4 separate regions of the Homo sapiens genome follow, and regions 1, 2 and 3 are each linked to region 4. A link is a loop called in an ENCODE intact Hi-C map of the cell type or tissue named here. Cell type or tissue: CD4-positive, alpha-beta T cell. All regions are shown on one strand. Region 1 has its middle 51 kb from the start of TLK1. Region 2 overlaps LOC107983995 (a long non-coding RNA gene). Region 3 overlaps METTL8 (methyltransferase 8, tRNA N3-cytidine). Region 4 overlaps METTL8 (methyltransferase 8, tRNA N3-cytidine).

Region 1 (8,000 bases), 200 kb after region 4:
TATATAATTTAAATTTCCTTTGGTTCCTTTTGGATTTCAACTTAAAATGACCTGTAGGCTCTATCAGAGTAAGAGCAATACATCACCGTGCCTGTCTTGGACATTCTTAAAGCAGATTTGCTCTGCCTAGTGTGACCTAACTCCAGCCACAGCAGAGCCTGAATGCAGACTTGATTCCCTCAGATCGCTGAGGAAAAAGAGCATCACAACTGACAAGACTTGGAGAAGAGCACTCTGTTCTGTATTTGTGTTGGAAACTAAACACAATAAGCCATCCTCTTTCCTATGAAACTGAATGTTAGTGTCTTTATGTAGGTGGAGTGGAAGGTGAGGTGGAGAGGATACTGAAAGAGTTGAGAGAGAGAGTGGGCACGGCGGCTCACGCCTGTAATCCCAGCATTTTGGGAGGCTGAGGTGGGCAGATCACTTGAGCCCAGGCATTTGAGACTAGCCTGGGCAACATAGCAAGTGCCCGCCTCTACAAAAACTACAAAAATTAGCCAGGTGTGGTGTTGCCAACCTGTAGTCCCAGCTACTCGGGAGACTAAGATGGGAGGATTGCTTGAACCCAGGAGTTAGAGGTTACAATGGGCCATGATCATATGACTATACACCAGCCTGGGAGACAGAGCAAGGCCCCGTCTCAAAAAAAAAAAGAAAAGAGTTGAAAGAGAACATGATTGCAGGCGGAGTCAGGCTTCAGTTGCTGAATCAAGGCCCATTGTCTTGACTCACTTAAACATCACAGAATTCTTTAGCTGGAAGACCTTGAGGGGTTACTAATTCAGGAGTTGAAGCAAAGTATAGAAAGTAATTTGTTAGAAATAATAAAAGTGCAGCTTATGACTGATTGATTAATTACTAAATTCCAGGGGATTCTAAGTTCTTATCATACATTGGTCCTCAAAGTATGGTTCTTCCAAGACCAGCAACTTCGCATCACCTGGGAACTTAATAGAAATGCAAATTTTTCAGCCTCACTGCAGACTTAACTGAATCAGAAATTGTAGGGTGGGGCCTGGCAACCAATGATTAACAAGCCCTCAAGGCGACTCTGATGCCCACTCCAGTTTGAGAACCACTGTTAAAATTGTATCAATTTAACACACCTGGCATTCAGGTGTGCTTTATCAAGGGAGTACGAATGGGTGAAGTTGTATACAACTAGTGCCTGGGGACTGGGGCACAGAGAGCCATGCATGCGCACATGTCATTCTCAGATGTCCCATTAGGATAAAGACAGACAGTTAGTGACCTTATCTAGACCCCATTGTAGAGATTAAGAAGCTGAGGTGCAGAAGGGTTACGTGACTCACCCAAGCCGTATGGATACTAAGAGGCAGAGAAGACACTAGGTCCCACCTTGCCCAGCTCAGAATTTTCTTTTGTCTTTTTTCTTGAGACAGGATCTCACTCTGTTGCCCAGGCTGGAGTGCAGTGGCTTGATAAAGCTCACTGCAGCCTTGAGCTCCTGGGCTCAAGCAATCTTCCTTCCTCAGCCTCCCGAGTAGCTGAAACTACAGGCATGTGCCACCATGCCCGGCTAATTTTTTTTTTTCATTAAAAATTTTCTAAAACTATTCACCAGAGTCTGAAAGAAGATGATGGCTGCTAGAGGTGAGCTCCACACTCCTCAAGAAAGATATGGCTGGAGTTTGAGACCAGCCTGGTCAACATAACAAGACCTCTTCTCTAAAAAAAAAATTTTTTTTAAATTGCTGGGCATGGTGGCATGTGCCTGTAGTCCCAGCTACTTGGGAGGCTGAGGTGGGAGGATCATTTGAGCCCAGGAGTTTGAGGCTACAGTGAGCCATGATCATGCCATAGCATTCTAGCATGGGTGACAGAACTAGACCTTATCTCTAAAAAAATATAAGCCTCAAACTCCAGGGGTCAAGTGATCCTCCCACCTCAGCCTCCCAACTAACTGGGACTACAGGTGCATGCCATCATGCCCAGCTAATGTTTTTTTACATGTTTTTGTAGAAAGTAATTCTTACTATGTTGCCCTCCCGCCTCAGCCTCCCAAAGTGTTGGGATTATAGGAATGAGCCACCGGGCCCAAACTAAAATAAATTTTTTTTTTTAAAAAAAAGATATAGGCCTGGCATGGTGGCTCATAGCTGTAATCCTGGCACTTTGGGAGGTCGAGGTGAGAGGACTGCTTGAGCCCAGGAATTCAAGATCCACCTGGGCAATACTGTGAAACACTGTCTCTACAAAAAATACATAAATTAGCTGGGCACGGTGGTGCATGCCTGTAGTCCCAGCTACCTGGCAGGCTGAGGTTGGGAGGATCACCCGAGCCCAGGAGGTCGAGGCTGCAGTGAGCCATGATTGTCATGCCACTGTACTCCAGCCTGGGCAAAAGACCCTGTCTCAAAAAAAAAAAGAAAAGAAAAGAAAAGAAAAAGAAAGATATGGCCTGATATAGAGCCCTGTAGTCTAGCGGAGCCAGACTTGGAATTCACCCATTAGCAAAACCTTTTGGAGATAAAAATATTTTTTCTAAAAAAAAATTTTTTTAGAAAAGGCTTTATAACTTTTCACTTTGGTAAGAAGGACAATTTTACAAAGTAATGTCTACTCTGGCCATAATTTCATAAAGGAGATGACTTTTTTCATAGCAAAGATGTAGATCAGATATGAAATTAGGATAAAACAAGTTTTTTCATGTTAAATACATTTTGCTTGTTTTTTTTAAAAAAAAACAAAACGCTTTTTGCTGTTTTCCTCTTATTTCTTCATGTGCACAGAGCACTAAAACTAAAATGCTGTGTACAATCATAGGAAGCTCAAATATCTTGCTAAAGACCCCTGATTAACAGGGGCTCTGACTGCCTGCCTTACCCCAAATGCAAGCTCTCATCACTAAGTAGGCATTTAATAAATGTCCTTTGATGATAAAAATTATGAGGACAGAGTGGGTTTATAATTTTTTTTACAGTTAAGAAATTACATGCTAGAGGTAGAAAGGACTTAAATTTCTTTTCCGAAGTCACACAACCAGTTTTAAAAGGAGCCGGTGCTGGAACTGAAGTCTTCTATCTCCTGGTTCCAAATCCTTTTCCCTTAGACTCCACTGACATTGATAAAGGACGTCTAAAATGATGTCCCTTATTTCCTTAGGGGGAACATGTTTATTTACCCAGGCAAAGGTATAATGAAATCAAACATCAAGGACCTATTACCAGATATAAAGATAACATCAACTGAACAGATGTTGGGAAAATTGGGGGTGTCAGGTTAAAGTTGCAAAAAGGCAGCATAACAGGGAGTGAAGCTTGGGGGCGGTGGGGGAGGTGAAGGAGGGGGCGGCAAGGGGTGAGGGTGGGGGCAGGGGAGCCAGGAATGTTTCTCTATGATAAAACAGCTGCTGGAGTGGCCAGGCTGAGCTTATGCAGATGTTAATTGATTTCTGGAGGTCCGGAAAGGCTTGTTAGACAAGCTTTAAAACGAGAGGAGGCCAGGCATGGTGGCTCACGCCTGTAATCCCAGCACTTTGGGAGGTAGGTGGATCACCTGAAGTCAGGAGTTCGAGACCAGCCTGGCCAAAATGGTGAAACCCTGTCTCTACCAAAGTACAAAAAATTAGCTGGGCGTAGTGGTGCATGCCTGTAATTCCAGCTACTCGGGTGACTGAGGCAGGAGAATCGCTTGAACCCAGGAGGCAGCGGTTGCAGTGAGCCGAGATTGCACCACTGCACTCCAGCCTGGGTGACAGAGTGAGACTCTGTCTTGAAAAAAAAAAAAAGAGGCCGGGCACAGTGGCTCACGCCTGTAATCCCAGCACTTTGGGAGGCCGAGGCGGGTGGATCACGAGGTCAGGAGTTCGAGACCAGTCTGACCAACATGGTGAAACTCCATCTCTACTAAAAATACAAAAATTAGCCTGGCGTGGTGGGGTGCGCCTGTAATCCCAGCTATTCAGGGGGCTGAGGCAGGAGAACCACTTGAACCCGGGAGGCGGATGCTGCAGTGAACCAACATCGCGCCATTGCACTCCAGCCTGGGCGACAGCGCAAGACTCTAATCTCAAAAAAAAAAAGCATCCATTTAACTCAGATATCACTAGATACATTTATGACTGAGTGTAGTCTGTGCAAAATAGCATTGAACAATTACACTTTTGTATGCACCTCAATGAAGTATCTTTGTATATTATATTTCTGGTGTATTAAATAAGTATAGGGTAAGCCATGCATCTTAGGTGAGTTCAACTACACAAGAAAAGAAAGAGGAAGTGAACTTACCGTGACAAACGGTTTGATATAATTCGTGGTGAAAACCAAAAGGCTTCCTACAACCCAAACCGGTTATAGAAAGGGAGCCAGTAAAAGTAAGTAATAAAACAATGCTTGTTTAAATTTTTGTCGCATGAAAGGCTCTACAGCAATGTAAACTGTGTTACAGGCACTAACATTCTTGTAGGATTCGAGGTCTCTGAATTGTTGAGCATCTGTCTTCAGAGTGCTTTTTAGTATCTAAGAATGTAACATGGGGCAGGAAGCAGAGAAATCAACCAAAAGTAAGGTTTTCATGTGCCCAAAGGATGTCACCGCAAAGATCATAGGAGATAATGTGGACATATCTGAAGAAGTGCCTTCTGGGCTGGCTGCTTATGACTGCTGTCCCTGGCACATCCGGCTGTATATACCTGCTGGCTGAAGTTACTCTCTCAGCCTCCTGGATATATTCAGCTTCAAATGCAGCTTCCCTTCTCCCTCCTGGTAACAGTCAGAGAAGCCTAGATCCTGTTATCAGTTCCTAGATTTCTTCTCAACATTTCACGGCATTCTCTCAATGAATTAACCTTGCCCTAATTTAATTAGCCGGCAAATTCTCCCTTGTAAATTGTCCTAGTTTAGTTTAGTCTCTAGGTGGTTCAGATATAAGGATGTTGCAATACAATGCAAAAAAGTCAGAGTCCGAAGTGTCCGTGAACATTAAGACTGGGTGTTTGTTTGTGTGTTTGTTTTGTTTGACTTTGTTTTTGCACAGGGCATTGTTTTTGTTTACTGTGGTGCTTAGCCCATTGGATGTATTAATTGGATATACTAGTCAGAGATTTTTCTGATTACGTCTGAAATCGAAATTCTTTTCTTTCGCAAATACTTGCCTAGATGTGGTCTTGGTGGGGAGCAGCCCCAGCCAGGGCTATTACACTTAAAGGGAAGATACTGACCATGGCTGGGTGTGGTGGTATGTGCCTGTAGTCCCAGCTACTCAGGAGGATTGCTTGAGCCCAGGAGTTCATTCTCTCCTATAGCCGCATTCTAGCCTAGGCAACATAGTGAAACCCTTGTCTCCTATAAAAAAAAAAAATAATAAAAAAAGAACGTGAAGGTGTGAGTGGCATTATAACCTTATTTCTCTTTCAGAGGGGCCGCTATAATACACACCTTGGTTGCCACATTCCAGTTCAGCTCTATTCATCTAAAAATAATCAGTTGCTTGGCTGATCATGGTACTATAATGACATTCAAATTCAGAACAGTAATACAACTTTTTAACATAAGGAAAATGTAAATAAACATAAATGAAGACATGACACTGTATTTTGATTTACCTGATTAGCTAATAGGAGGTACAAAACAGGCATTCCCATACACTGCCTGTGCCTACAAGCTCCTGGAAATTTTGAGAATGTGTATCAGTATTGTCATTAGTTTGCTAGGGCTGCGGTAACAAAGTTTCATGGATTGGGTAGCTGAAATGACAAAAATTTATTTTCTTTCAATTCTGGAGGCTAGAAGTCCAAGACCAAGGTGTAGGCAAGGTTAGTTTCTTTCAAGATCTCTCTTCTTGGCTTGTAGATGACCGTTTTCTCTCTGTCTTCATATGGTCTTCACTTCGTACATATTCTGTGTCCAAATTTCCTCTTCTTATAAGGACTCCAGGCATATTGGATTAGGGCTCACCTAATGACCTCACTGTAACTCATTATAATTACCTCCTTAAAGATCATATCTTCAAATACAGTCACATTATGAGATATGGGAATTAGGACTTCAACAAATAGACTTACAAAAGGACACATTACTGCGTCAGATTTTGTAAACTATACTAAAGAAATAAATATAATTTCTTAGGTTATAGGAGTATATATTACTTTCTTATAACCTGCTTTTCTTACCCAATATATATTTGAACATTTCTGTGTATATTTAAACACTTACAATATAAATTTTCATCGCTATCTAGCATTCTATCACATAGATACCTAATAATTTATTTAGCAGTCCTAACTTAAACTTAATTTTTTGAATAAGAAAAACATTCATATGGTTCAAAATCAAAACAATATAAAAAGATAAATACTTCCATCCCACCCCTGTTCCATATAAGTAACCCCTTTTATTAGTTTCTTGTGTATTCTTCCAATGTTTCCTTATGCAAATAAAAGCAAATGCAAATACATGCTCTTATTTCCCCTACTTTCTTACACAAAGGGAACACACTATTTACGCTGTGCTGCACCTTACTTTTTCTAAAAAGCAACATATTTCTGAAGCTTCTCCATTATCAGTACATAAAGAGCTTCCCCATTCTCTCCTATAGCCAGAAAATATACAATTGTGTAGCTGAACCATGGTTTACTTAACCAGTGTCTTCTATACAAGGTTGTCTCTAATTTTTCTTCTGTTGCAAACAGAGGGGCAAAGAATAAACTCATACATGTCATTTCCTACAAGTACAGATGTATTGCTAAGATAAATTCCTAGAAGTGGAATTGTTGAGTCAAAGTGCATTTATTATTTTGATAGACACTGCTAAAATGCTCTGCACTGGGCTTGCATCATTTTGCAGTCCCACCTGCAGGGAACAGTAACTAATTTTTCACAGCTTCCCCAAGAGAATGAGTTGTAAACTTTGGGATGGTTGTCAATATCAAATGCCTCATTTTTGAATGTTTAAGTTGCTTCTACTTTTGTTACATTTAGCAGCACTAGGATTAATATCCTTAGAGCTACACCTTTGCTCATTTTAATTATAGCCTTAAAATAAATTTCTTAAAGTTGATTATGTTGTTCTGGGAGTACATGCATTTTTAGGGCTTTTGATCTGTACTATTTTGAGGATTCTTGAAGTCTCAGGGGTTTTTAAGCACGGAGAGGAGAACTCTCCACTCTTATAATGTAATTAATGCTCTAAGTTTATATAGCTAATAAATAAAACTCAGAAAATCAGTTTCCTTGAGCATTTAAACATTGTTTCTAAACATAATTAATTAAAATCCTTCAATGATTTAAAATTTAATTACAAATTTAATTTGAAGGATTATTTAGAATTCTTCAAATGCCTTAAACAACAGTGAGAATAAAACTTATACTTACAATTTAAAAATAGCAACACCATGAATTCAATTTATTTTATAAAAAGTCTATTCTTATACCTTCCTAAGGTTGCAGTAATACTAATTTCTATACTTTCCCAGGATTACATTAATTTTACTAAAGCCAAAAGTAAAAAAAGAAAAAGAAAAAAGAAGACTAAATCAGACTAATTTAGGTTAGAGAGCCTGGGTTGTTAATTTAGTTGAAATAGGCTTGTATCTTTGAAAGTGATTCAAACCTGGCTGGGCGCAGTGGCTCACACCTGTAATCCCAGCACTTTGGGAGGCTGAGGCAGGCAGATCACTTGAGGTCAGGAGTTCGAGACCAGCCTGACCAACATGGTGAAACTCCATCTCTACTAAAAATACAAAAAATTAGTTGGCCGTGGTGGCAGACAGCTGTAATCCCAGCTACTTGGGAGGCTGAGGTCTGAGAAGAGAATCACTTGGACGTGGGAGGTGGAGGTTGCAGTGAGCCGAGATCATGCCACTGTACTCCAGCCTGGGTGACAAAAAGAAAGTGATTCAATCCTGTATCATTGACTAGTCTAGACTCCCCTCCCTTTTAAAAATAGATTTTATTTTTAGAGCCCTTTTAGGATCACAGCAAAATCAAACAGAAAGTATAAAGAGTTCCTATATCCCCCCATCTCCAAACATGCCC
Region 2 (8,000 bases), 160 kb after region 4:
TCTCCAGAGTTCCACAGGAATTTCCAGACATGACATGAAATGCCCACATTTATTTCACAGATCTCCCCGGCCATATAGCTGAGCCTCAGTGTTGCACCATCAGGAAACAAGAACATGCGCGCTGGGAACCTGGAAATAGAAAATAGATCCCAGCCCCATCCAGCTGACTGAGACCAATGCCTGATTCCCCAGCAGGGCAACCTGCCAGAAGTAGAGTCTGTAGTCCTCAGTAACTCTCCTGCAGGGGTTCCCCTCACACACTCCACTTGTGCAGAAGACTAGAAAGATGGCCAGAAACATAAAAAACACATCACGCTGCAGAGCGGTCTGCCTCTTGGCCTGCTGGGATGGCAGCCCTGGCGCCAGGGAGGCAGCTGAGGTATGGAAAGTTATATTAGGAAGAGAGGAAAGGGAAATATAGCCCCACAAACCCAGAAAAGAAAGAATGGAGAAATGGGGCCTCCAAAGTTGAATTCCTGGCCGGGCATGGTAGCTCATGTCTGTAATCCCAGCACTTTGGCAGGCTGAGGCAGGCAGATCACCTGAGGTCGGCAGTTCGAGCCCAGCCTGACCAACATTGAGAAACCTCGTCTCTACTAAAAAAAAAAAATTAGCCGGGCATGGTGGTGCATGCCTGTAATCTCAGCTACTCGGGAGGCTGAGGCAGGAGAATCACTTGAACCCAGGAGGTAGAGGTTGTGGTGAGCTGAGATCGTGCCATTGCACTCCAGCCTGGGCAACAAGAGTGAAACTCCATCTCAAAAAAACAAAAACAAAAACAAAGTTGAATTCCTGGCATGGAGAAACCCCATCTCTACTAAAAATACAAAATTTAGCTGGGTGTGGTGGTAGGTGCCTGTAACCCTAGCTACTCAGGAGACTGAGACATGAGAATCGCTTGGAACCCGAGAGGTGGAGGCTGCAGTGAGCTGAGATCACACCACTGCACTCCAACCTGAGGGACAGAGCGAGATTCTGACTCAAAAAAAAAAAAAAAAAAAAAAGTTGAATTCCAACCAGGTGCAGTGGCTCACGCCTGTAATCCCAGCATTTTGGGAGGCCGAGGTGGGCAGATCACGAGGTCAGGAGATCGAGACCATGCTGGCTAACACAATGAAACCCCATCTCTACCAAAAATACAAAAAATTAGCCAGGCGCGGTGGCAGGTGCCTGTAGTCCCAGCTACTCAGGAGGCTGAGGCAGGAGAATGGCGTGAACCCGGGAGGTGGAGCTTGGAGTGAGCCGAGATCGCGCCACTGCACTCCAGCCTGGGTGAAAGTGCGAGACTCTGTCTCAAAGAAAAAAAAAAAAAAAGTTGAATTCCTTGGCTCTTACAGGCATGTGCCTGCAATGTATCTGCTTCAGTCACCCAGTGCCTCAGGAAAGCAAATGATTTCTGGAATATGGTAGCTGACGATACTTTCCTTTGGATGATTCAGTTTCTTCACTACACAAATGATTCCATCGTAGCCAGGAAAGCATGCAACCTTGTGACTTCCCTCCCCACCAACCAAAATACTTCCCCTTCTCCCTATGCCTCAAATTCTTTCAATAAGACAAAGCTTTTTATTCCACAATTAAGGACAAGGAGCCCCACTCTAGGAGCTGGAACATATTGGCTTAAATACACAGGAAGGTTGTTATGGGCTTCCCTTGGGAAAATCTCCCGTATGGGGCCTGAAGACCCTCTGACACTTCATTGTAAAAATTCTTTCTTCTTTTGGGAAGCAGATGGAGTTAACAGGCTGTAACATTTGTCTATTGTTCTTAAGCAAGGCACATACTAATCTCTTTGTCCTCTCTCAGAAGATAGGCTTTATATCTGCGTCAAGAGACAAGACCATCTACAAATACATTACTTTGTTTAGAATTTATGCTCACTCTTTGTTTCTATGAAATGAAACAAAGCATCCTGCCCCATAGTGACTCAAGTAGGTCAAGAGAATTGTGATTGAAAAACCCCAAGGGTCTTTAATTTCTTCCTGGAAGAAAGAAAAAAGCTCAACTCTGTGGCCCCCACCTCCTTTCCATCACCTTGGATGGCTTGCAAAGAACTTGTCTGTAGAAGAACAGGCCTTTATCTGCTCTCTAACTCCACAGAAGAACTACTAGTTCCTAGGCCAGAACCATGTTGATGACTAAAAGAATCTCAGCTTCAAAGAGTCATAAGGCCAGAGTGTGGTAAAGTCTAACACTGATTTGTTTTGGAGATGGAGTTTTGCTCTCCTTTCCCAGGCTGGAGTGCAGTGGCACAATCTCAGCTCACTGCAGCCTCCGCCTCCTGGGTTCAAGTGATTCTCCTGCCTCAGACTCCCGAGTAGCTGGGATTACAGGCACATGCCACCAAGCCTGGCTAATTTTTGTGCTTTTAGTAGAGACGGGGTTTTACCATGTTGCCCAGGCTGGTCTCGAACTCCTGACCTCAGGTGATCCGCCCGCCTTGGACTCCCAAAGTGCTAGGATTACAGGCGTGAGCCACCGTGCCTGGCCCCTAGCACTGATTTTTAAAAATAACTAATATTTATGTTTCTACAGCTTTATTGGGGTATAACTGACTTACAATAAATAACATATAGTTGAAATGTACAACTCGATAGGTTTTGACATACATATATGTAAACCAAAAAGTATCTGAGACAGGTCTCAATCAGTTTAGAGGTTTATTTTGCTGAGGTTGAATACACACCCAGGAAAAAGAGACACAAGCCACAGCAGGATCTGTGGCCCTTATTTTTTCTGCAGAGAATTTTGGGGGCTTCAATTTTAAAGGGGAAAAGTAGGCAGGAGGGGAAAGGGGAAAGAAAAAAAAGAGGAAGGGCATGGTCACATTCTTGTGAAGTCACATGTGCATGAAAAGGAAGGGGTAGGGGAAAAATCAATTATGTATTTGACTCACACTCAGTAAATCTGCTCTTTTACATAAGGTGAAGTAAACATAGAGTAGAAAAGCAGTCAAACATGCATTCAGCTCAGGATGGAAGGGGATTTCGAATCTCCTCTTTCCCCTCACTCCTCCACCCCCAAGTCCATGAAGATAAGCTGTTCATTTACATTGTCAAGGTGAGGGAGGCCCCCTGTGGCCTTCTATCTGTAGCTATCAGTTTAGGAACAAAGATAAAGGCAGTTTTGGGGTTTTTTTTCATGACTCAGCTTCCAAGCTTAACTTTTCCCTTTTGGCATCGTGAATTTGGGGTTCCATGATTTTATCTTCCTTTCACATATGCAACTATGAAACCATAACCACAATTAATATAGTGAAAATACCTCAAAAAGTTTCTTTGCTTTTGTAACACTTTCTTCCTGTTCTTTCACATCTCCTCATCCACCAGGAAACCACTAATCTGCTTTCTGTCACTATACGTTAGTTTGCGTTTCCTAGCATGTTATATAAATGAACTCATACAGTGCATACTCTTTTTCTGGTCTGGCCTCTTTTGCTCAGCATTAATTATTTGCGGATTCATCCATGTTGTTGAATGTATCAATTGTTCATTTCTTTTTATTGCTGGGTAGTATCCCATCAGCTGGATATACCGGTTTGTTTCACCTGTACATGGACATTTGGGTTGTTTCCAGTTTGGGGCTATTACCAATGAAGATTCTATGAACATTTATGCATAATTCTATATAGATGCATGTTTTTTCTCTTATACCTAAGAGTGAATGGCTGGATAAAATGGTAGGTTTATGTTTAACTTTCTAAGAAACTGACAAACTGTTTTCCAGAGTGGTTGTACTGTTTTATACTTTCCCCAGCAAGGTATAAGAGTTCAAGTTCCTCTACCTCCTCACCAACACCTGGTATGGTCAGTCTTTTTAATTTTAGCCATTCAGTAGTTATGGTTTTAATTTGCATTTTCCTAATGACTAATGATGCTGAGCATCTTCTTATATGCTTCATATGCTTATTTGTCACCCATGTTTGTTTGATTCTTTTGCTTATTTTTTTAATTGTGTTGTTTTCTTATTATTGAGCCTTTTGTTCTTTTTTTTTTCTTCTTTTTTTTTGAGATGGAGTCTTGCACTGTTGCCCAAGCTGGAATGCAGTGGCGCAATCTCCACTCACTGCAACCTCCACCTCCCGGGTTCAAGCGATTCTCCTGCCTCAGTCTCCAAAGTAGCTGGGATTACAGGCACCTGCCACCACACCCGGCTGATTTTTTGTATTTTTAGTAGAGATGGGGTTTCACTATGTTGGCCAGGGTGGTCTTGAACTCCTGACCTCGTGATCCTCCTGTTTCGGCCTCCCAAAGTGCTGGTATTACAGGTGTGAGCCACCGCACCAGTCCTTTTTCCTTTTTCTTTTGGAGATGGAGTCTCACTCTATTGCCAGGCTGGAGTGCAGTGGCACCATCTCAGCTCACTGCAACCTCTACGTCCTGGGTACAAGCAATTCTCATGCCTCAGCCTCCCGAGTAGCTGAGATTTCAGGCACATGCCATCATGGCCAGCTAATTTTTGTATTTTTAGTAGAGATGATTCTTCTGCTCCAGCCTCCCAAGTAACTGGGACTACAGGCACCCACCACCACACCCGGCTCATTTTTGTATTTTTAGTAGAGATGGGGTTTCACCATGTTGGACAGGCTGGTCTTGAACTGATGACCTCAAGTGATCCGCCTGTCTCAGCCTCCCAAAGTGTTAGATTACAGGCGTGAGCCACGGCGCCAGGCCACAGAATTTTATAATTACATAACTCCACTTTTCCCTCCCAGCACTTAGGCTACTGTTTTCTTTATGCATATGTTGTAATCCCCACAACACATTGTTATTATTTTTGTTTAAACAGTCAATATATTTTAAAGATATTCAAATTATAAGAGAAAAAGTCTTACGTATTTGTCCATGTAGTTATCATTTTTGTTGCTCTGAATTTTCTGTATAATCATATTTCCATCAGGTGTTATTTTCCTTCTGCCTGAAGGATTTCCTTTAACATTTCTTATATTGCAGATCTGTTAGTGATAAATTATTCCGGCTTTGGTATGTCTGAAAAAGTATTTATTCCACCTTCATCTTTAAAAAATATTTTTGCTGGGTATAAATTTCTAGGTAACAGTTTGTTTTTTCCTTCAGTAGCTTAAAGATGTTGCTCCACTGTCTTATCACCTGTATCATTGTTTCCTATGAGGAGTCTTCTGTCATCCTTATCTTTGGTCTTCTGTATATAATGTGTCTTTTCTTCTCTGGCTACTTTTAGTATTATCTCTTCATCACTAATTTTGAGCAGTTTGATTCTGATGTGCCTTAGTGTACTCATTTTCTTCATATTTTTGTGCTTAGGATTTATTGACTTTCTTGGACCTGTAGGTTTTTAGTTTTCATCAAAACCAGAAAATTTTCAGCTATTATTCCTTTGAATAGCTTTTCTGTCCCTCCCGCTACTTTAGGGACAACAATTACATATAAATCAAACTGCTTAAAGTTTTCCTACAGCTCACTGATGCTCTTTTCATTCTTGTTTTTAATTCTCTTTTCTCTTTGTGTTTTATTTTTGGATCAGTTCTATTGCTATGTCTTCAGATTCACTAATCTTTTCTTTTGCCATTAATCTCATCAGTGTAATTTTAATCTCAGATATTATAGTTTTTATCTCTAGAAATCTGATTTATGGTTTTAAAATAGTTCCTGTCTCTCCTTAACTTTTCAAATATCTGGAATATAATAATAACTACTATTTTAATATCCTTGTTACTAATTCCTATATCTGTGTTAGTTTTTTTTATCAGTTTCAACTAGTTTATTTTCCTCTTCCTTATTGGTTATATTTTCCTGTTTCTTTGCATGCCTGGCGAGTTTTTTTAATGCATAATATTGTGAATTTTAATCTATTGGGTGCAGGATATTTTTGTATTCTTATAAATATACCTGATCTTTGTTCTGGGATGCAATTAAATTATTCGGAAACATTGAACATTTTGCATCTTGCTTTTAAGATTCATGAGGTGGTTGTTTTTGGAGCTAAAAATTAAAACAATTGAACTCATGGAAATAGAGAATAGAATGATGGTTCCCAGAGGCTGGGAAGGGTAGTTTGGAGGAGTAGGGGGCAAGTGGGGATGATTAATGTGTATTAAAAAATTGAAAGAATGAATAAGATCTAGTATTTGACAGCAAATAGGATGACTTCGGGAAGCTGAGGCAGGCAGATCACTTGAGCTCAGGAGTTTAAGACCAGCCTGGGCAACATGATGAGACCCTGTCTCTACAAAAAATACAAAAATTAGCAGGACATTGGCTGGGCGCGGTGGCTCACCCCTCTAATCCCAGCACTTTGGGAGGCCGAGGCGGGTGGATCACCTGAGGTTGGGAGTTTGCGACCAGCCTGGCCAACATAGAGAAAACCTGTGTCTACTAAAAATACAAAATTAGCTGGGCTTGGTGGTGCACGCCTGTAATCCCAGCTACTCAGGAGGCTGAGGCAGGAGAATCGCTTGAACCTGGGAGGCAGAGGTTGTAGTGAGCCGAGATCACACCATTGTACTCCAGCCTGGGCAACAAGAGCGAAACTCCGTCTCAAAAACAAAACAAAACAACAACAACAAAAATTAGCTAGGCATGGTGGTTCACGCCTGTAATCCCAGCTACTCAGGAGGCTTGGGTAGGAGGATCACTTGAGCCTGGGAAGCAGAGGTTGCAGTGAGCCAAGATCACACCACTGCACTCCAGCCTGGGTGATAAAGTGAGATGAGATCTTGTGTCACACACACACACACACACACACACACACACACACACACACATTTTTTTTTTTTTGAGACAGAGTCGCGCTCTGTCGCCCCAGGCTGGAATGCAGTGGTGCGATCTCGGCTCACTGCAACTTCTGCCTCCCCGGTTCAAGTGATTCTCTTGCCTCAGCCTCCCAAGTATCTGGGACTATAGGCACCCGCCACCATGCCCAGCTAATTTTTTGTATTTTTAGTAGAGATGGGGTTTCACCATGTTAGCCAGGATGGTCTCGATCTCTTGACCTTGAGATCCGCCCACCTCAGACTCCCAAAGTGCTGGGATTACAGGCGTGAGCCACTGCACCCGGCCAAGATAGTATTTAAAAAAAAATGAAAGTATGTTCAATTCCAGAGAGAGGAGGCAAATTCAAAATTCAAAGTGGGAAAGACTGTTAAGAGCACATCTCTGGAGAAGGGAATTTAGCAAGAGAAAGAGGGAGACACAGCAAATATATTGTAGGAAAATTTAAACTTTCCCTCTGAAGGTTCAATAATTGAGTCATCCTGCCAAAATAAACAGACAATAGACAGATTGACAGGAGAAAAAGCATACAAGTTCATTAACATGCACGTGGACATGGTAGTCCCACAAATATGAGACTCAAAGGCCCGGTAGCTGAAGCTTAGATAGCACCAATTTCATAGGGAAGAGAGAAATGGGAAATGTAGGCAGTTATGAAGGGCAGAAGTTATTTTCAAGGGAAATGAATGAGTCCAAAAAACAGACAATGGCTTGGGACAAAGTTCCTCTGAGCTCTGGGGGAGGTGGCAGGAAGATGAGGGGTGGAACTTCACTGTGAACAAAGGTTGTCTTATTACATAGATAAAGTCTCCCAGGTATTCTCTCAGAGTGCCCTCAGAAGAATAGATGAAGAGTCTGTGTGGGCATGATGACTTTTAGTCTTTTCTCTTCTCTAGTGGTTCATCTTTTCTGGTCTTAGGACAATTGCATTTTTTTTTTTTTTTTTTTTTTTTTTTTGAGACAGCGTCTTCCTCTGTCACCCAGGCTGGAGTGCAGTTGTGCGATCTTGGCTCACTGCAACCTCCACCTCCTGGGTTCAAGTGATTCTCCTGCCTCAGCCTCCTGAGTAGCTAGGATTACAGGTACACAGCACCACGCCCAGCTAATTTTTGTATTTTTAGTAGAGATGCAGTTTCACCATGTTGGCCAGGCTGGTCTCGAACTCCTGACCTCATGATCTGCCCGCCTCAGCCTCCCAAAGTGCTGGGATTACAGGCATGAGCCACCGCGCCAGGCCTGACAATTACATTT
Region 3 (8,000 bases), 96 kb after region 4:
AATTAAGTTAGTATTATGTCAAGTAATTTTGAGAAAATGTAACTTGACATTTTTTGCAAGTAAAAAAAATTGTTTATTTGTTTAGGCTTAGTAAACCAGTTCCCAAACACAGTCAGACTCTTCCCATTGTCATCTGATTGCAGAGAGAAAGCACACCTTATTTCCAGGGAAAGCTACAACAAGCCCAAGGTCAAAGTGTATTATTTTTTGTCTTGTTGTTGTCTATTTTCTCCCAATTTTTTTTTGAAATTCAGAGGCTCATATCTGAAATAGAATTTTAGTTCCTCTTTCCTTTCCTAAAATTGGGGAAGTACAGCCCATGCTGACATTATTTTCAGGCTATTCTTAGATATACAAGTTGTTAGGCCAGGTGCAATGGCTCGCACCTGTAATCCCAGCACTTTGGGGGGCTGAGGCAGGCAGATCGGTTGAGCTCAGGAGTTCAAGACCAGCCTGGACAACATGGCAAAACCCTGTCTCTCCCAAGAATACAAAAATTAGCCAGGCATGGTGGCACACACCTGTGGTCCCAGCTACTCAGGAGACTGAGGTGGGAGGATCGCTTGAGCCTCGGAGGCGGAGGTTGCAGTGAGCTGAGATTGTACCACTGCGCTCCAAACTGGGTGACATGGTGAGACCTTGTCTCCAAAAAAAAAAAAAAAAAAAAAAAAGGTATGTAAGCTGACAAGCTCTTGTATCAAGGGCTTTTGAACCAGAGCAACTTCATCTTGAATAGGGACTGTGTAAAATGAAGCTGAGACCTACTAGGCTGCAATCCCAGGAGGTTAAGACATTCTTAGTCACAGGATGAGATAGGAAGTCAGTACAAGATACAGGTCATACAGACCTTGCTGATAAAACAGGTTGCAGTGAAGAAGCCGGCCAAATGCCACCAAAACCAAGATGGCAATGAGAGTGTCCTCTGGCTGTCCTCACTGCTACACTCCCACCAGTGCCATGATAGTTTACAAATGCCATGGCAACATCAGGAAGTTACCCATATGGTCTACAAAGGGGAGGCCTGAATAATCCACCCCTTGTGTAGCATATAATCAAGAAATAACCTTAAAAATGGGCAACCAGTAGCCCTTGGGGCTGCTCTGCCTATGGAGTAGCCATTCTTTATGTTTTACTTTTTTTTTTTTTTTTTTTTTGAGATGGAGTCTTGCTCTGGCACCCAGGCTGGAGTGCAGTGGCGTGATCTCAGCTCACTGCCAGCTCCACCTCCCGGGTTCACGCCATTCTCTTGCTTCAGCCTCCTGAGTAGCTGGGACTACAAGCACCCACCACCATGCCCAGCTAATTTTTTTTTTTTTTGTATTTTTAGTAGAGACGGGGTTTCACCATGTTAGCCAGGATGGTCTCAATCTCCTGACCTTGTGATCCGCCCGCCTCGGCCTCCCAAAGTGCTGGGATTACAGGTGTGAGCCACCGCGCCCAGCCTATTCTTTACTTAAACTTGTTTTCACTTTGCTGTATGGACTCAATTCTTTCTTGCACAAGATCCAAGAATCCTCTCTTGGCGTCTGGATCCAGACCCTTTCTGGTATCAGTGGTAAGCTCTGTTTAAGACAACTGTCATACCCAAGAGAATTCTTAAATTGTGGCAGTTAAAAATGTATTTATCCCCTCGAGGGCCGGGCGCAGTCGCTCAAGCCCGTAATCCCAGCACTTTGGGAGGCCGAGGAGGCGGATCATGAGGTCAGGAGTTCAAGACCAGCCTGACCAACACTGTGAAACCCTGTCTCTACTAAAAATACAAAAAAAATTAGCCAGGCGTGGTGGTGGGCACCTGTAATCCCAGCTACTCGGGAGGCTGAGGCAGGAGAATCACTTGAACCCGGGAGGCAGAGGTTGCAGTGAGCCGAGATGACACCACTGCCCTCCAGCCTGGGTGACAGTTGTTAGACTGCGTATCAAAAAAAAAAAAAAAAATTTATTTACTCCCTTGCTTCAAAAAGGACATAAGTTGGCTTGCAAATCACATTTTGTAGAAATGAAGTTTTTAAGATTAGTCTCATACTCATTACATAATATTTATTGACTACTTACATATTGAGTGCTAAATTCAGTGGAATAATATGAACAATAAAGACCCAGCCTTGTTTATGCTCTTCAGGGAGCATAAATAGAGTACAGCTGGCAAAACAAAATGTGCATATCCCAAACCTGTAAATCATGATCTAAGACAATATACAAACACTCAAATAGGGAACTTACCAGCTAGCAGACTTTGATTATGAACCACAGAACCTAGAATAAATAAATACTCTCTTGAAAGAACCATCATTGGAATAATTAAGTTCCAACTGTTTTTTCTTTCTGAATTCACTTAAAATCCAATTTCTAGAAGAATATCATTGGTCCAGCTTTAGTCATTGGTTCATCTCTTAACAGGCTGGGGCAGGGCAGCTTAATTGATGATGCCACCAGAATGGGCAACATGGGAAAAACCCTATCTCTACCAAAAATACAAAAATTAGCCAGTGATGGTGGCACGCACCTGTTGTCCCAGCTACTCAGGAGGCTGAGCTGGGAGGATCTTTTGAGCCTGGGAGGCAGAGGTTGCAGTGAGCTGAGATCGCACCACTGCACTCCAACCTGGAGTGGAAGGAAATTTCACTTCCTGGAATGGAAGAAAGTTCTTCAAAGGAAAATCAAGACACTGCTGTCAAAAAACACCAGGGGAGGGATGCTGTCCAGTCACAGCCAACACATCATATAGCAGTGGTAGCAGTAGTAATAGTATTTCCAGAGAGAGAGAGAGAGATTAGCTCTGAAAAAGAATGGAGAAGAATCAGGTTTCTTGGGGGAGGTAGGTCTCAGGCTAGTTCTTGAATGTACATTCTCAGCAGATGGTGAGAAGACAAGTGTGGTGTGGGACATTAATGATGAGGGATAGGTAGAAAAGATGGGAAGGGGGTCAGCTTGTAGATAACCTAGACTAGCAGGTGTATGACTTCTAGTCTCTGAACTGGAGCCATCTGAGATCAGTTTGAGATATGGTGTCTTATAAATGTATTGAGAGAGGTTGAGGAGTTGTCTATAGAATGGAATGGAGTGAGGTCAGAGATCAGTGGCAAGGAAGACCACATAAAGGTTTTTGCACAAACTTGCCTTGATGGCAAGTCCTCAAAAGTACAATTATCAAGCTTTCTGTTTAAACATGCATAAGTCAGTAAATATAAACATTAAAATTTGCCCAAGACTCTTAACTCAGTTGTATTTCATAATTAAAGTGTACATTAAAAAGCCAAACTAGTCATGAAAGTATTACATACAGCAAGGGCAGTTTAGATAAGTTAATGTTGCTATGGGAACCCCAGCAGATCTCCTTGTGTCTCCGTTTAAAAATCATGGCCCAAGGTGGTTTCAAAAACAACAGAAGGTAAAATTATTCTCACATTCTCACACATGTAAATTGTACTGTCTCTCTCAGTTCTAAATAGCGGATTCAAGCCAGCCTCTTGACTGGCACAGTAAAATTCGGCTTCGTGTCTTTCTATAATGTATTACAGCATGTGAGTTAACCTTTAGAAGCTTCAAAAATACATCAACCAAATTTGGACTGTGAGACACAAACTGGTCTCTTTTGGGCTCTGTCCAGCATAGCCTTCCTATTCCACATGGCTGCGCAGCAGGGCCATTTCCACCAGTGTCTTCTGCTTGCCTGGTCAGTCTTTCTGTCTCTTAACCTACCTACAACAACTTCCTTCTCGGGGTTTGCTGCTAGATAGAAATGTAGATTTTGGCACAGAAAGAAAAGGGAAAGACCTATTTGGAATTTTGTCTATAGATGTTAAGAAATCATGAAGCGTTGCAAATGTAACTGCTTGGGTATTAGTTTAAAATATTTGATAACTGCATGAAATTCTAATTTACCCCTCACATCCATAAAGCTAGGACCAGTTGGTTAGGCAGAGTTTGATATTTAAAAATTCATCTTCTGAGAGAGCTGAATTTCAAAAGGACCATTTTCTTTCCAGGAGTAAAAGGTATATTCTTTCATCTTCTTACAGTACAGAAACAATGGAATATATTGTTTAAATGCACCCTTCATTTTTTTCTCCATTTCTAAAAATTCACTTTTGAGCATCGTCCAAATGTAAAAATTCTCACACATGAGGAACTGTTTCCGAAGGTTGTGAGAAAGTCAAGATAACAGTTTCTATTATTAAAAGTTTTGCATTCGGTATGACACATTTGCCTGTATTGAAACACCCATTTAACATTGACTTCTGAGAACTTATTTGCTTTGCCTCTCTCGATTCCATATGCTTTGTCTACAAATTGTGAACACGTCCCGGTTTCTACCCGTGTGTGATTCTAAGTCGTTGCTGTACTCTAGCTTGTACGTGAAAATTCACCCATATGCAGATAGCTGCCCTCTTGGAGGCAAAACTTAAAGCTATCAGAACCATCTGGATTGTTAAACCCCAAAACTTCCAACTCATCAAAGTCCTGAAGCCTGAATAGATCACACATTGTTACTTCTAATTGGTTTTGATGTTTGTTATGCTCCTCACAAGTGCAGATAACTTCACATTTGCATCACTAATCGACCTCTTTCAAAGCCTCTGCTCCTCCTGCTTCCTGCCTCTGTTAGTCATCAGGAGACTTAGTGTTGGCGTGGGTATTTTCCCCGCTTGTGAAAGTGCATTGTCAATTCTAGAGCATTAAATATATGTGAGGTATTGTTATTAATCTACAAGGCAGTACACACAGTATTCCAGCAACAGTGACTTTTTCAAAGGTTTTATGAGACATTGTAAGAAAGACAGTATCTTTCCATGGAAAAAAGTGTTGCCTCAGAGTCAAACAGGAAGCATGGGTCCTAGTTCCTATTGAACTGCTTAGCTACTCTTAATTTAGCTCTGAATGCTAGATTTTGTGTATACTATACACATTATTTAATCCTCAAACTCCTAGGAATTCATTTTGATGATAACCATTTACAGAAGAGATGTTGGGTAACTTGCTCAGGATACCACATCTAGTAAGTAGCAGAGTCACAACTCGGACCCAGAACTCTCTGATTCCAAAACCTCTACTTGCTGCTCTTGTAATGGATGGGCCCAAATGCTGCTGGGAAAGGCACCAGGGAAGAAAGAGCTTTCTGAGTCAAGCAGAAAACGATAGCAGTGGAGAGGAGTTTGTTTCAGACGACCTTCAAGGTTATGGCTCATTCTAGATCCAATCATTCTAGCAAATAAGTAGGTTACACTTGTCCACAATTACAAATTGGAAAAGAAGAGAAGGAAAGGAACTGAGAGGAATGACAAAGCAAAAAGCTTTCAATCAGTTCTTTTCAGCATTCTGCTTCTGCCTAGTTCTGCACTCGCCCCACCCCCTCAGGCTTCAGCCTTCCACTTGGCATCCCTCCTCGCAGAGCACTCTCACTTGCATACTCCTCGCTTAAAGAAAAAAAGCATTCTGTACTGCAGTGGGGAAAAAAAACCCTTAAAATGTCTTCAAAAGGATTCAGCTCTAGGGTAATGTAAAATATGTGAAATCAGGAGGTGTCCATAATAAAATATGAGTGAAAACATCGTTATTTAAAACATTGTATGTACATTAATGCCACATTAATACCAATTCAGGCATGAAATGTTGAGCATTTCTTGGAATACGGTTTCTTGGAATATGGTTGGGGATTTGAGAGGCGCAAAGGTACCCGCAAGATGGCTTTGGTGTAGTTATAAATATAAATAGAAGTAAAATAACAGTTGCATCTTCATTTATAATGAATCTATATTGTGGCCTCAAAGCTACAGAGAAAAGTGGATGCCAAAATCTGTCTTTCATTAACATATGTCTTAAATGACAAGGAAGAGGTGTTGAAGATAAAATTACTTTTTCCTATGAGTATGAATCAGCAACATGCAGTAACAAGCAAGTAATAATAGTTCTGCGTGTGAGTGCCTACAGAGGGTAAGAAAAATAGCATCAGATTGAAAAAGCAAGTGCACCTGCAGAAGGGACCCAGGAGGCTGCAGAGCACAGCTCCCTTGAGCATCATCTCAAAGTGTCTCAGAGCACAGTGACCCTAATTCTGGCAAGTCAGGTTGGCATGAGATGGATGGAGCACACTGAAATCTCCAGATGGTCAGACAGCCCACCCTCAGCTGCCCCTGGAGCTCGGCAAAGGCAAGCTACAAGGCACTGCTACTTGGCCAAGAGTTTAAAACAACAGCTTCTGATTCTACAGTGTCTGTGGTTTCACAACCACTTAACCTTAAGTAAGGAACAGCTAGAGTTAGCTGAATGAATAAATACACGTTAACGTTACATAAAGAGGGAAAAAAAGCAATACTTGAGCACATAGACTTCAAATAGTGTCCAGCTAGCTGTGTCCTTGGCATCCCAGTGATCTGGGTCTTTATCTTTGATTTTCTCCAGCAGGTAGGCACTGAGTAGATCCAGGGCCCAGGGCGGGAAATGCTTCTGTATCAGATGTTACCTATCAAATAAAATGAGCCTTTGATTGCCTCCTAAAGCTCCAGCATCGTCTTTCCTAGTTGGGCTGATGAGGTTTGGTCCAGAAAAATGGAATTTTGTTATGCTTATAAAAATTATTTGGCCAAATATTTTCAATCCATTGCTCCTAGTTCATTGCAGAAAACGCAGAAATTAATTTTTTCCTCAGTTAACCTTTATATATCAAGTGTTGGTTGTTTCAAAAAACACTGGAGGACAGTCACCCTTTGGGCTTTTAAGGCTTTTCCGCTGGAAGCAAGCACTAAACCTGTGTGACTTCCTAAAATTAGCAATGAGCCCGCTGCTGAGTCCACTGCATTAGTGGGGCTTTTTTGTTTTTTGTTTTTAATGCTCTGTACTTAGCACAAGCAACACTATGTAATTGCTGCCTCATTTCTCTCACCTTCTGCCTCCTGAGAGCAACTTGTGTTCCTCCTGAGGCAGTCCTGCTAAACAGAATGCTTGGCGTAAAGAATGCGATCGCTCTCCTTACATCTTTAGTTGTGCCCTGCTCCCTCAGGTGAGCAGAGACATATCCCCCTAAGCAGCATTTGGCACTCGCACTGAAAATTGCCTGAAAGAGAATGGCTGAAATTGCCAGTATCACATGCTGCATTGAAACAAGAAAGAAATTTCTGCCTCCAAGGATAATTGCTTTTCTCATTGCTCATACTTTTTCTTTCGCAGCCCTCATTTATTTTAATATTTATATCTTTACTTTGACTTTCTACAAGATATTTTTTAAGTTTCTTTTTAATCCAAATGAAAGATGAAATTCAGGATCCCAAAAAGCAAGGAAGATCTATCCTTTCCATGAATATATTCTTAATCCACCACTCTCTGAGATGTCTCTTCATTTGCAGCTTTGTTTCTTAATAGAACACCTGGGCTCTGGAGATTAGTGAGACAAAGCTTCATTATAATCTTCCTTGTTTTACTCACATTTCTTCCATGCTTTCTCTCCCTAACTCACTCTCCAGGTGCTTCTTTCTCTTGCCAAATAGTGCAAGGAAATACTTTTGCAGATCTTTTGTTTACTTTAGGAAAAAACCATGGATCCAGGCTTCCCCATTCAGCACTGCTGCTCATTTCCTGACTGGCCTTTACAGTTTGGCTCAGTAGCAACTTGGGGACTTGTTTTCTACCCACAGGAAAGGAGCTGGGTGCCCGGCAGCCCCATGCCGGCATGAGAATTAAGTCCTGCTCATTCCCTGGATAAGCAAGCTGACGTTTTCCTCATAGATTTTCTTTTCCATTTCTCAAAGCTTTATTGCATACTCATTTAGCTTTGACTTTTAAAAAGACATTTTAATAGTGTTGTTTTTCCTCCAAGCATGTGCAAAAGCTGATCATGTGCACGAGGAAGCTCTCGAGAATAAAGAATTACCTCTTTGCTGTTTTTCACCTACTACGTCACACACTACACAACACACCCAGGGCTTACCCCTACTCCAGTGTCATTGGCAAGTGCCTGGCCTGGTATAGGAGGAACTGTGACACCAGAGGAATTTGGCTTGGGTTAC
Region 4 (8,000 bases):
CTCATCTTCTTTTTCTTCTTCTTGTCTCTCTGCATAACCATGCCACTCTCTACTGAAAAGACAAAAGAATAGTCTAGCGGGAAGAGCATCATACCAGGAGTCAAAAGCTACAAGTTCTAGTGCCAGCACCATCACTCCCTGAGATCTTGACCAAGCCGCTTTCTTTTGTTGTTGTTTTTAAATAAAATTTTTATATTTTTTGTAGAGACAGGGTTTCACCACATTGCCTAGGCTGGTCTTGAACTCCTGAGCTCAAGTGATCCGCCCACCTTGGCCTCCCAAAGTGCTGGGATTACAGGTGTGAGCCACCGTGCCCAGCCAACACTTTGTTTCTCTAAGTTTTACTCAGTCATCTGCTTGGTGGGAACACTCAGGATTGAAGTGAGATCACATATTTATAAATGTGAACATGTTGTTAGGGGAAAGGATGAGAAGCAATGATATACAGTACATTCTCTGTTTAGAAAATGTAACAGAAACAGGGAGTTTGGGGAAGGGAGAGATTTAAATCAGTCACATGGGATTTTTTTAGGGTGGTGGAACTATTTTGTCTGAGACTATAATGGTGGGTACATGACACCATGCATGTGTTATGTACAGCACAGAGTGGAATTTAACATGTTCAGAATTTTTAAAATGATATCAGGAGTGTGGGGATTCCAGGATGGAATGCAGAGTGACAAAATAATCTAACTGTATTACAAATGTATGCAATAACCTCACTGAAGGGGGCCAGAGAAAAGGTGTTGACCTGAGTAACTTTGGAAATGAGACCGTAAGACTAAAGGCAATGGGAACTGTACATAAGCACTATACTGCAGTTGATAAAGTTTCCTGTGGCAGTATGGGGTAATAATTCTGAAACCACTATACAGGTGTACTAGAATCGAACAATTATTAACTGGATGGTGATGATAGGAACCAGGTTTCTTACTGTTGGAGTAGAAGGCTATAGACAAGCAAGAAGGGAAGGCTGGAGTTATCTGTGTGGTAATAGATTAGAGTTGGAGCTAGTAGTATGAACTCTAGTTTAATATAGATACAGATGAATGCATATAGAAACACATTATATATAGATATATGTATATACTTGGTTTATTATGCACACCTATATTTCCTTGCTTTGTCCCTTGAGAGGACTGAGAAGCAAGGACAACCTAGTAGCAAGGAACACACCTGGTGCCCAGACCATTCTCTAATAAAAGGAACAAAGATTCTTTGTAGAAATGGCTGTTTCTAGGACTAGATCAAGGAATACACAAAATGAGTGCCAGAAAGTAAGCAAGTGCTAAAAACAAAAACACAGTGATGGAACTATGTCAAAAGGAATATAGGAGCCAACTGAAAGAGGATTTTTTTTTTTTTTTGAGACAGGGTCTCACTCTGTCACGCTGCGTGACTATACTCATACTGGAGTATACTCATACCGGACTATACTTATACTGGAGTATAGTCACCCAGGCTGGAGTACAGTGGCATGATCTCGGCTCACTGCAGCCTCCGCCTCCTGGGGTCAAGCAGTCTTCCCACCTCAGCCTCCCAAGTAGCTGGGGCCACAGGCACATGCTACTATGCCTGGCTAATTTTTTGTATTTTTGGTAGAGATGGGGTTTCGCCATGTTGTCCAGACTGGTCTTGAACTCCTGAGCTTAGGTGATCCTCCAGCTTCGGCCTCCCAAAGTGCTGGGATTATAATCCCAGGCATAAGCCACCATGCCTGGCTTGAAAGAGCTCTTAATGGCCAAAGCTCAAAATAATTTGAGCAGCAAAATAACTGTTAGTATTTAGTTATAACATGAAGTATAACATAAGTATCCCTGGTCTGTACTGATATAAATAAAGGATTGAATAAATAAATGAATGGGAGAGAAGAGACAAATCGTCCATGCAAAAGAATTCCAAATATTTTGTGTAGATATTCTGCCCTTAAGGAGGTAGAGCCTAAGTGCCCACTTTTTAAATGTGGGCTCTGCATAATGATTTCCTTCCAAAGAGTACACTATGTAAAAGGGGCATATACCTTAACAGTGGGGAGAAACCTGTTAAACCCCGACTAGTATACCTCAAAACTGTCAAGGTCTTCATAAACAAGGAAAATCTGAGATACTGTCAGAATAAATAGGAGCCTAAGAAGATATGATGACATGGCCGGGTGCGGTGGCTCACACCTGTAATCCCAGCACTTTGGGAGATTGACACGGGTGGATCATGAGGTCAGGAGATCGAGACCATCCTGGCTAACACAGTGACACCCCATCTCTACTAAAAATACAAAAAATTAGCCGGGCATGGTGGCGGGCACCTGTAGTCCCAGCTACTCGGGAGGCTAAGGCAGGAGAAAGGCGTGAACCCAGGAGGCGGAGCTTGCAGTGAGCCGAGATTGCGCCACTGCGCTCCAGCCTGGATGACAGAGTGAGACTCCATCTCAAAAAAAAAAGACATGATGACATGATCTCATGTAATAAGGGGTCCCGGAACAGAAAAAGGACATTAGATAAAAATTAAGGAAATTGAATAAAGTATGGACTTAAGTTTATAATAATGTATTACTATTGAGTTGTTAATTATAATAAATATACCATAATAATGTAAGATTTAATAGTGGGGGAAACTATATCACATATATGGAAACTCTCTGTACTATCTGTAACATTTTTATAAATCTGAAATTAAAAGTTTACTTTAAAAATGCAGCAGGAATATGGTAGACACCACTATATAGGGATAGCACAACTTAGTAATTAAGAAGATGAACTCACGTACCAGCCTGCCTGGGTTCAGATCTCAGCCTCACTGCTTAGTATCTGTGTAACCCTGGCTACCTTAAGTAACTAGAACTACTTAACTTCTCTGTGCTTCAATTTCTTTATCTGTTAGTGAAGATTCTTGGGAGGACTAAATGAATTTGTGTGTGTGTGCATGTGTATGACTTGGAGTAGTGCCTAGCACAAAGCAAACCTTATATAATTGTTTGAATCTATTTATTATTACTACTTTTGTTCTTTAGTTTTGGTGATTATGGCTAAATTTCACTGCATCTCTCTTCTTCAGCATACTGATTTTTAGCTTGGCACTCCAACAGAACAGTATCCATAATACTTTGTTTTCATGGGGAAAATCATCGAGATTATAAAGATTCAAGAGAAAGCAGGACCAGAACTTGAGAATCCCCAACCCAGTTTCATGCTTCATATATAGCACTGACTTAGTGAAAGCTACAAAGCCTGACAGGATCTACTTTTTATGGGCATAGACATGCCACACATAGAAATTCTAAGTTAATTTTATTTGGTTTTCAGTAGATTTCTTACTAAGATATCCACTTCCCTTGTTAAGCTGATGTTCTTTTTGGGAAAAGCACTGCCTGCAATGCAAACCCCTCAGATGTAGGGTTCAGCATCTAAAATTTAGATGACATTTGAAGCAAAAGTGGGATGTATTATGGAAACATGTATTTCCGGTCTTTTACCTCTCTGCTAAAATTCATGCCAACTCTTTAGAAAACTTCTGATGGATCAGCAGCTCAGATGGAATAGCGTACTAAGTAGAACATAGAATCTGGAGTCAGGAGCCTGCTTGGAGAGTGGGCTCTTGTGGCTATGTGACCAAGTGCTCGAGCCTCAGCTCCTGCATCTGTACAACAGTGATAACAGAAATGCTTTTCCCACCCTTGTCCCTCACTTACAGGATAGTTGAAGATCAGATGTGAAAATGAATGTGAGAGCTTTTGTAAGTTATAAAATCTGTACAAATAAGATCTGTTAGAGTGGTTCTCAGATTTTCAACCAGAGTAAAGGCTAATGGAGCTTTATAGCCATATTAAGTGTTGCAGCCATCTGGACACCTTTAATTATTAAGTAATAAGGTGAAATCGTTGAACTTAAAATGCTCTTGATGGAAAATTTTCTCACAGCACTTTAGTTTTTAGGATGTTTCTCTTTGGCATAATAAAGGAAGGCATTGTTTTAGTCTGGAATTGTCTGTTTGAGGTGGCAGTTTGAGGAAATGGTTCCCAAAGTCTTCACTGAAATTAGCTGGAGAATACAAAGGTGAATCCCTGTGATATGGGAAGCTACCTACCTCCTTTGGACACAGATCCTCTTGTCCTGGTGTAGAGATGACCAGCAGAGGGTGCACGAGCTTTCCTAGGAGCTGACTCCAGCTTCAGCAGCAAGGCTGGGCAGACCTGACTGGTACCATCTGTGTTTTCTGTCTGATGATTAACAAGTACTATAAATGAAACGATCCTGGCGCGTCAGAAACACAGTCATCAAATGGAAAGAGAGAGCAGCCATAATGTCAAACAACAGTGTAGCAAGTGCCTGCCATAGTTGATGAATAGGAGGTTTCTAGATAACTGGAATTCAGCATTCTAGCATGGGCTGTTGGTTTCCCACATTCTCCTGTTACCCTTTTCCTTTTCTAATAATTTCTTTCTACTTCCTGGTTCTTTGCTCCACCTTAATCAGCATCCATAATCATCTGCCTTACCCAGTCTGACAATTAGAGGTCTTTTAAGCAACTCTTCTCTGGACATTTACCCTTGGCTATTTGGGTCCAGAATCCAGCATTCTAGTGTTGCTGTCACCTACTGCCTATTATACCATCTTTTATTCCCTAGAGTGGATCCTCTACTCATGAGTATTATATAGAATTTGTATATTTAGTGATTTTAAAATATTTTTATATTTTCTAATTATAAAGGTAATTTGGGTTTACATAGAAAAAAGAATATTTTAGGCCAGGCGTGGTAGCTAATGCCTGTAATCCCAGCACTTTGGGAGGCCAAGGCGGGTGGATCACAAGGTCAGGAGTTCAAGACCAGCCTGGCCAACATGGTGAAACCCCACCTGTACTAAAAATACAAAAATTAGCCAGGCATGGTGACAGGGGCCTATAATCCCAGCTACTTGGGAGGCTGAGGCAGAGAATTGCTTGAACCCGGGTGGCAGAGGTTGCAGTGAGCCAAGATCGCGCCACTGCACTCCAGCCTGGGCAACAGAGTGAGACTCTGTCAAAAAAAAAAAAAAAAAAAAAAAGATTTCGAGATATATTAAGAAGAAAATGCAAGGAAGATCTGTGAGCCTTTCAATCAGTGACAACTGCTATAAATTCTACTAGACTTTCCCTATGCATATGCATGTTTCTTGGTATATAGACATTAATTTTTTAAGATGAGACCGTACTATAAATACTATCTTGTACCTGACTTTTTTTTTCTACCTAATAAATCATGGACATCTTTTCATACCATGTTAGTTCATTTTCATCCTGCTGATAAAGACATACCCCAGACTGGGTAATTTATAAAGAAAAAGAGGTTTAATGGACTCACAGTTTCATGTGGCTGGGGAGGCCTCACAATCATGGCAGAAGGCAAAAGGCACAGTTTACATGGCAGCAGGCAAGAGAGAGAATGTGAGCCAAGTGAAAGGGGTTTCCCCTTATAAAACCATCAGATCTCGTGAGACTTATTCACTACCACGAGAATAGTATGGGAGAAACCGCCCCCATGATTCATTTATCTCCCACCAGATGCCTCCCGCAACATGTGGGAATTATGAGAGCTACAATTCAAGATAAGATTTGGGTGGAGACACAGCCAAACCATATCACATACCAATAAATTTAGGGTTTTAGTAACCTTTTTTTTTTTTTTCAGAAACAGAGCCTCACTCTGTCACCTAGGCTGGAGTGCAGTGGTGCAATTATGGCTCACTGCAGTTTCAACCTCCCAGATTCCAGTCATCCTCCTGCCTCAGCCACCCAAGAAGCTGGGACCACAGGTACACACCACCATGCCCAGCTAATTTTTTAATTTTTTGTAGAGATGGGGGTCTCACTATGTTTCCCAGTCTGGTCTTTAACTCCTGGCCTCAAATGATCTGCCTGTCTTGGCCTCCCAAAGTCCTGGGATTACAGGTGTGAGCTACTGGGGCCAGCCTTTAGCAAGATGTTTTTTTTTTTTTTTGAGACGGAGTTTCGCTCTTGTTGCCCAGGCTGGAGTGCAGTGGTGCGATCTCAGCTCACCGCATCCTCCGCCTCCCGGGTTCAAGCAATTCTCCTGCCTCAGCCTCTCGAGTAGCTGGGATTACAGGCATGTACCACCACACCCAGCTAATTTCGTATTTTTAGTAGAAATGGGGTTTCTCCACGTTGGTCAGGCTGGTCTCAAACTCCCAGCCTCAGGTGATCCGCCCACCTTGGCCTCTCAAAGGGCTGGAATTACAGGGATGAGCCACTGTGCCTGGCTTTAGCAACATTTTTAAGCAGCTACATAATTTTCCTTTCTATGCATGTACAATAATTTAGTCAGTCTTCTAAAAATTAATATTTGTATTGTAGTTTTTCAGTGTAATATACAAATAATGCTATGACAAATCCTTAATATATTCTTCTGATTATATCCATAGGATATATTTTTAGAAACGAAATTTTCTTTCTAATTTTTTCTTTAAAATTTTCATATGTATTACCAAAGCCCCCTCAGGAAAGGTCTCTCAGTTCAGTGCCCCCTCAGTTTGCCAGAATGCCTGTTCCTGCACACCATTTATCACAGTGTTTTTACCTTCGCCAAAATGACAGAAGATTATTTTACTGTTTTCTGTGTGATGGGCTTTCCGCTATCCATATCACCCAGAAAATTAATCTAAGGCAGCGAGTCTCCAGCTTTTTGGTCTCAGGACCTCTAGACACTAAAAAATTATAAAGGCTCCAAAGAACATTTGTTTATGTGGCTTGTAGCTATGGATATTTACTACATTTGAAATGTAACCTAAGAAAAAATTAATTGTTTAAATATTTATTAAATCTTTTTTATCACAACACCTGTAAAAACTGCATTATTAAGTGATTTAAAAATAAGACTAATAAACCCATTGTATGTTATTATGGCATATTTTTATAAAAAATATTTTCCAAAAGAAAAATATTAGAAGAATGGCATTGTTTTACATTTTTTGCAAATCTCAATGTCTCACCTAAGAGATGACTGGATTCTTATATCTGTTTCTGCATTAAGTCTGTTGTGATATGTTGTTCTGGTTGATATATGTGAAGAAATCTGATCTCACACAGATATATTTTATAAGTGGTTAGAAAGGGGAGGAGTGCTTTGTCTCTTCAGATGAATATGGGTATTCTACTTTACTACTACACCAAATCCCAGTAAGTGGTAGTATCTTAAAGGTTAATTGCAATATTACAATTTGAAGCCTTGTCAGTGAATTTTTCATATTCTGCTACATTAAAATCCATTGGTCTGTCTTGTATTATACTTTGACTGGATCTTTAGCCCGTGCTTGATTTTGTATCATCTTATGTTGGTCATCTGGAAAATACTGGCTCATTGAGTTGTATAGGTCTTCCAAATGTTGACACATTTCATTTTATAGTGCCAAAAATATCTTGTTCTCATCTGAACAGTGTTTAAGAATTAGAAAGCTGTTAGGCTTATAGTGGTGAACACAGGTTTTCCAGAATTCTAATTTTTGCTTAAAAGCTTAAATTTTATCAAAGGCAACAAATGGTGTCAGTTGTTTTCTTGGCAGTCTTACTTCATTTATTTTTGAGAAAATACCAAAGTTAAAATGATGCTCTGTGAAAACAATTTTTATTGCTTCATCAAGGAAATGCTTACGTGAAACTGCCTTTTTTTTTTTTCTGTGAGTCCATAGTTGGTGAAGAAGACAGTGATCTTCTGTATAGTTTGATGCCACTGTTTTGATTTAGGCAAAGGTGCTAATGCTTTTATCCACATTGCCTGTGCACCATTGGTGCAAATGGCACTACAGTGTTTTTTTTTTTTAAGGCAAATAATATGTTGATATTATCATGAAAATAATTTTAGCCTTTTGAAGACTGCCTAAAGGGGGGTAGGGTTCCCCAGGAATTCGTGAACCATACTCTGAGAACTTCTAGTTTAAGATTCTCTTACCAGAGATTGATTTGGGAATAGTTTGTGACCAAATTCTGGCCAGTGAAATCTGAGAGCAAGTCTG

The links. Peaks named below come from ENCODE experiments on the same cell type or tissue, not always from the same donor. Only the 100,000 strongest peaks of a DNase experiment are listed, where the experiment ranks them.
Region 1: a loop joins it to region 4, with 7 times the contacts of the local background. A loop is called at or near these places in 5 of 110 quality-filtered maps.
Region 2: a loop joins it to region 4, with 2.0 times the contacts of the local background. A loop is called at or near these places in 11 of 110 quality-filtered maps.
Region 3: a loop joins it to region 4, with 1.9 times the contacts of the local background. A loop is called at or near these places in 10 of 110 quality-filtered maps.

The regions. Positions count from the first base shown.
Region 1 is chr2:171,207,604-171,215,603 of GRCh38, reverse strand. It overlaps a transcript of TLK1 not described here. Among named protein-coding and RNA genes, the nearest start is that of TLK1, 51 kb to the right of the region's middle. In CD4-positive, alpha-beta T cell, no CTCF peak of the experiment used is centred here; a DNase peak (open chromatin) is centred at 4,603; H3K4me3 peaks cover 899 bases; H3K27ac peaks cover 1,016 bases.
Region 2 is chr2:171,255,899-171,263,898 of GRCh38, reverse strand. The region is part of intron 2 of LOC107983995 (a long non-coding RNA gene); the gene reads left to right. Among named protein-coding and RNA genes, the nearest start is that of TLK1, 99 kb to the right of the region's middle. In CD4-positive, alpha-beta T cell, no CTCF peak of the experiment used is centred here; a DNase peak (open chromatin) is centred at 3,058.
Region 3 is chr2:171,315,898-171,323,897 of GRCh38, reverse strand. It overlaps METTL8 (methyltransferase 8, tRNA N3-cytidine), which reads left to right. Exons shown (of 10, transcript NM_001321154.2): 10 at 1-8,000. Among named protein-coding and RNA genes, the nearest start is that of METTL8, 110 kb to the left of the region's middle. RefSeq lists enhancers at 3,731-3,780, 3,926-4,748, 5,227-5,326, 6,054-6,113, 7,216-8,000 and silencers at 5,336-5,538, 6,845-7,139. In CD4-positive, alpha-beta T cell, no CTCF peak of the experiment used is centred here; a DNase peak (open chromatin) is centred at 4,567; H3K4me3 peaks cover 791 bases; H3K27ac peaks cover 403 bases.
Region 4 is chr2:171,412,389-171,420,388 of GRCh38, reverse strand. The region is part of intron 1 of METTL8 (methyltransferase 8, tRNA N3-cytidine); the gene reads left to right. Among named protein-coding and RNA genes, the nearest start is that of METTL8, 18 kb to the left of the region's middle. RefSeq lists enhancers at 4,173-4,222, 4,233-4,342. In CD4-positive, alpha-beta T cell, CTCF peaks have their summits at 3,912 and 4,115 (motif pointing right); a DNase peak (open chromatin) is centred at 4,158.